Regions from separate parts of the Homo sapiens genome. Here region 2 is linked to region 1. Evidence: read pairs that join two places in POLR2A ChIA-PET (ENCODE). Cell type or tissue: B cell. All regions are shown on one strand.

Region 1 (2,500 bases):
TGGGTTTTAATCTGGCTCTACCATTGATTCATTTATTAGACGTGGACCTTGGACAAGTGCCTGATCTATTTTTAATTCTGCAAAATGGGGAGAGAGAAGAGATCTTCCCTCCTTCCAGGGGCCATGTGTGTGGTGGTGGGGCATGATAACCAGGCTGGCAGTGCCCCCTATTCCCCATATAGGGAAAAGCAGCCACTTTTTTTTTTTTTTTCAGATGAAGTCTTGCTCTGTAGCCCAGACTGGAGTGCAATGGCGTGATCTCGGCTCACTGCAATCTCCACCTCCCGGGTTCAAGCCATTCTCCTGCCTCAGCCTCCTGAGTAGCTGGGACTACAGGTGTGCGCCACCACACTCAGCTAATTTTTGTATTTTTATTAGAGATGGGATTCCACTATGTTGGCCAGGATGGTCTCGATCTCCTGACCTCATGATCCACCTGCCTCGGCCTCCCAAAGTGCGGGGATTATAGGCATGAGCCACCGCGCCCAGCCTGTCACTTCTTCAATAGGAGGCCTAAATGGCCTTGAAGCTGAGTAGGAGTCCCTGGGAGAGAAGAGAAAAGTGTACAATGGATGAGATGGTCACAGGCACTCTGGGTATCCCAGTGTGGTGGGAACTAGAGCTTTAGGGAAAGACAGAAACTTGGCAGAAACATCCAAAGAGAAGCAAACACATGGAGGCACAAGTTTCCTCATCTAGGTTCAATGTAGCCAGCAACCCTTGTCTTCCCAGTCCTCTCCATCACCATACATACAGTGGACATCCGCACCATTTCCCATCCTTTCTGAGCCTAGGCCTCAGAGACTTAGCCACTCCAGGCTGGGTTCACCTCAATACCATCTTGGTTGTAGGCTCGGCTCTCTCCCCCAATGACATGCACTGGTTGACACATACCACAGTGTGACACGCCATAGGATGCCACGAGGTACAAAGGGCAACAGAATGACGCATACACACATATTTAATCTTCCCATGCACATGCTCATCCACCCACTCCACACACAGTCCAGACACTCTGCATCCCTCAATCATGCTTCTGAGTCTCCTGTCGACAGTTGCCACCTCCTTCCTGACACACTGCCCCAGGCGGTGACTGTGACAAGGTGACTCCATGACCTTTTCTGACTTGAGCTAAATTCCAAAATTCTTTGGAAAGTTTCCTAACATCCTTCGTCAGAACAAGGAGTTTCTGCACGTACCAACACACAGGAGGATGCACCCTCAGAACACAGCACATTCTCACTCCCACCCATATTCACGTTGTTCCACTTCACACACACACACACACACACACACACACACAGCCACTTGTGCGCTTCTTCTGGCGCACATGAGCAAACTGCCTGTTGCTTTAGGTTTCTCTCCACCGCTAGGCTCCTTTTGGTTAGCTCACCCCCACAACTCATCCCCGGGATTTCCCTGACCACAGCCGCACTCACGCCCCCGTCTCCCCTTTTTCCTTCTCTGTCCAGCCATCGGGGGTTCCTGGGCGGTTAAGCATCTCCCCGGAGTCGCTGCCCAGAACCACAGCTTTCCTTCCGACACTCAGGATGGGGGAGAGAGGGGACGTCGGAGGGGCCCGGGGTGACGTCGAGGGGACAACCCCACCGCGGGCGGCGAGGCGGGCTGGGCCCCTGGCGGGCTCTCCCCGCAGCACACTCTCGCCGCGCCCCCTGGCGGATGCTAGTCCTCGACGGGCTCCGGACGCTCAGCTGAGTGAGGCGGGCGCGCGTGGGAGGGTGTCCCAAGGGGAGGGGTCCGCGGCCAGTGCAGGCCCGGAGGCGGGGGCCACCGGGCAGGGGGCGGGGGTGAGCCCCGACGGCCAACCCGTCAGCTCTCGGCTCAGACGGGCGGGAACCACAGCCCCGCTCGCTGCCCATTGTCTGCGCCCCTAACCGGTGCGCCCTGGTGCCACAGTGCGGCCCGGAGGGGCAGCCTCCTCCCGTCACTTCAGCCAGCGCCGCAACTATAAGAGGCGGTGCCGCCCGCCGTGGCCGCCTCAGCCCACCAGCCGGGACCGCGAGCCATGCTGTCCGCCGCCCGCCCCCAGGGTTGTTAAAGCCAGACTGCGAACTCTCGCCACTGCCGCCACCGCCGCGTCCCGTCCCACCGTCGCGGGCAACAACCAAAGTCGCCGCAACTGCAGCACAGAGCGGGCAAAGCCAGGCAGGCCATGGGGCTCTGGGCGCTGTTGCCTGGCTGGGTTTCTGCTACGCTGCTGCTGGCGCTGGCCGCTCTGCCCGCAGCCCTGGCTGCCAACAGCAGTGGCCGATGGTGGTAAGTGAGCTGGTGCGGGGTCGCCACTTGTCCCGCGGCACAGAGCCAGGGGCCAACCCTACCCAGCTCCCACGCTCTGGGATCCGTCTGCCGACAGGCTCCCTCCCCGCTCTGACTTCCCTCCGCGACACCGAAGGGCGATCTGGCATGAAACTGCCCCAGACTCCAGCTCTGTACAAGTGGGGCGAATGATCCGCCCGCGGAGGCCTAAGATACCCCAGGC
Region 2 (2,500 bases), 180 kb before region 1:
AACACTGGGGACAAGGGTCGTCTCCCCCCCACCCCGCCCCCACACTGGAAGTTTTATTTCTTTAGGATTCTATCCCAACCACTCGCTTAAAAATCAAGTAACACAGACCTGAGGGGTAGGAGCTGGGGACTGCACCTCCCTGCTACTCATGGAGGACAGCAGTGCGAACGAGGGAGGGGCAGGAGAGGCGGCTGAAGCAAGGCAGCAGCAGAGGTAACGGGGCCACGACCTCAGAGAACCAGCTCCGTCCTCTCCCAGACCCTGGCTGGAGCCCCTATGGCTTGGGGTGGGGAGTGGGAGTACCCACCCCAGGCCCTCCCCTTCCTTCCTCAGACAGCCTCCTTGAGGGCTCAAGCCATTTCTTCTGGCAGGAGACTGAGGCACACGGAGAGGAGGAAGTGGAAGAGGAGGATGCAGGAGAGGCAGGGTGGTGGCTTGAATGAAGGCAGAGGTGACAGGCGTGGGCAAGGCCACTCCATCCCACCCACCCTGGAGAGGGGCAAGGAAGCCACACCATCAGGCAGCATGTCGGGTATGGGGGAACAAGGCAGGGTTTAAGGCTGAGCAGCCCAGGGCAGGCAGGGCAGCCCAGGGCAGGCAGGACCTCGGGCCTCAGTCAAAGCCGTGCCAGTCGCTGTGCTCCGAGTAGTATTCCAGCTTGGCACCCATGCATTTGACACCGTCCAGCAGCATGCATGTGCCATGGCGTCAGCCCATGATGCAGGCTTGCACCTTCCGCGCACGCAGGTGCTGGTGCCACCTTCCCAGACTAGTAGCATCCCCTCTTTGAGGACCCCTTCTTTGTGCGCCTAGTACTCGCACTTGACACTATAACCTTCAGGGAAGGGTAGGACGCTGAGAAGCTTCAGGTGCAGGCTGGGGACAAGTGCCTGGCGGACGTCCTTGCTCAGCCTGTGCACTGGGACGGAGCAAAGGTAATCTCATACCTGTGCAGGATCTTCAGGAACCTTGACCAGAAAGCTGCTGTCCCTCTCCTGGATGACCATGACCACCGAGTCCTGCAACTTCTCATCAAAGTGGACGTGGCTTTGGGAGCCCTCTGCATCGTGGCCTGTCACAAAGTGGATACTCCGGAATCTGGGCTTGCTGCCTTTGTTGGTTGCAGCCATGGACCCCCTCCCTGCCACGCAGCTTCCGCAGGACCAAGCCACTCATGCCCAGCAGCCTCCCATGCTCCGGGGACAACAGCAGGAGCCTTGCAGGGTGCAGCCCGGGGCGGACAGGGCAGGGACGACCGCTGAGGCGGTGGCAGGGTCTCAACGCTGAGCACAAGGAAGGGAGCAAGGCTCCTCTTTTAATTTGGTTTTCAGTCAGTTGGAACTCAGTCCTTAGTTTAGGACTGGAGCTTGGGAAAAGAGAAGCGAAGAAGAGGAAGATTTTCAATTACTACTGGGCTTGCTTCAGACTGGATCCAAGGCTCACTGCCTTTGCAGCAAGGAGCAGGAATTGCCTAGTCACGTCATGCAGTCATGTCCCCAGGAAAAACATGAACAATCACAGCTTTTCCTTTCTGGGCCTCTCCTCTTTGTTTTGTTTGTTTGTGTTTGTTTGTTTTTTTAGAGACAGGGTATCATCGCTGTTGCCCAGGCTGGAGTGCAGAGGTGCCTCGAGCTCCTGGGCTCCAGCGATCTTCTCCTCTCAGCTTCCCAATTAGCTGGAACTACAGGCAAGTGCCACCATGCCTAGCATTTTTTTTTTTTTTTTTTTTTTTTGAGATGGAGTTTCCCTCTTGTTGCCCAGGCTGGAATGCAATGGCGCGACCTCGGCTCAATGCAACTTCTGCCTCCCGGGTTCAAGCAAGTCTCCTGCCTTAGCCTCCCGAGTAGCTGGGATTACAGGCACTTGCCACCACGCCCCGCTAATTTTTGTATTTTTGGTAGAGACGGTGTTTCTCCATGTTGGTCAGGCTGGTCTCGAACTCCCTACCTGAGGTGATCCGCCTGCCTCGGCCTCCCAAAGTGCTGGAATTACAGGCGTGAGCCACTGTGCCCAGCCACCTGGCTAATTTTTATTTATTTTTTTTTTTTGAGATGGACTCTCGCTCTTGTCGCCCAAGCAGGAGTGCAATGGCGCGATCTCGGCTCACTACAACGTCCGCCTCCCGGGTTCAAGCGATTCTTGTTACTCGGCCTCCCAAGTAGCTGGGATTACAGGTGCCCTCAACCACGCCCGGCTGATATTTGTATTTTTAGTAGAGAGGGGGTTTCCCTATGTTGGCCAGGCTGGTCTCGAACTCCCTACCTCAGGTGATCCACCTGCCTTGGCCTCCCAAAGTGCTGGGATTACAGGCATGAGCCACCGTGCCCGGCCTATTTTTTATTTTTGAGACGGAGTCTCACTCTGTCGCCCAGGCTGGAGTGCAGTGGCGCGATCTCGGCTCACTGCAAGCTCCGCCTCCCAGGTTCTCACCATTCTCCTGCCTCAGCCTCCTAAGTAGCTGGGACTACAGGCGCCTGCCGTCACGCCTGGCTAGTGTGTG

Evidence for each region. ChIA-PET counts read pairs that join two places held together with the same protein. Peaks named below come from ENCODE experiments on the same cell type or tissue, not always from the same donor. Only the 100,000 strongest peaks of a DNase experiment are listed, where the experiment ranks them.
Region 2: POLR2A ChIA-PET joins it to region 1 with 7 read pairs; 3 of 35 experiments call an interaction of 5 or more read pairs at or near these places.

What each region holds. Positions count from the first base shown.
Region 1 is chr12:48,976,478-48,978,977 of GRCh38, forward strand. WNT1 (Wnt family member 1) reads left to right here and starts at 1,845. Exons shown (of 4, transcript NM_005430.4): 1 at 1,845-2,277. The coding sequence starts at 2,174. RefSeq lists a silencer at 1,530-1,899. In B cell, CTCF peaks have their summits at 1,678 (motif pointing left), 1,878 and 2,083; DNase peaks (open chromatin) are centred at 1,544, 2,144 and 2,374; H3K4me3 peaks cover 1,190 bases; H3K27me3 peaks cover 2,500 bases.
Region 2 is chr12:48,799,959-48,802,458 of GRCh38, forward strand. It overlaps the pseudogene ADISSPP1. Among named protein-coding and RNA genes, the nearest start is that of ADCY6-DT, 12 kb to the left of the region's middle. RefSeq lists an enhancer at 1,217-1,815. In B cell, no CTCF peak of the experiment used is centred here; no DNase peak of the experiment used is centred here; H3K27me3 peaks cover 307 bases.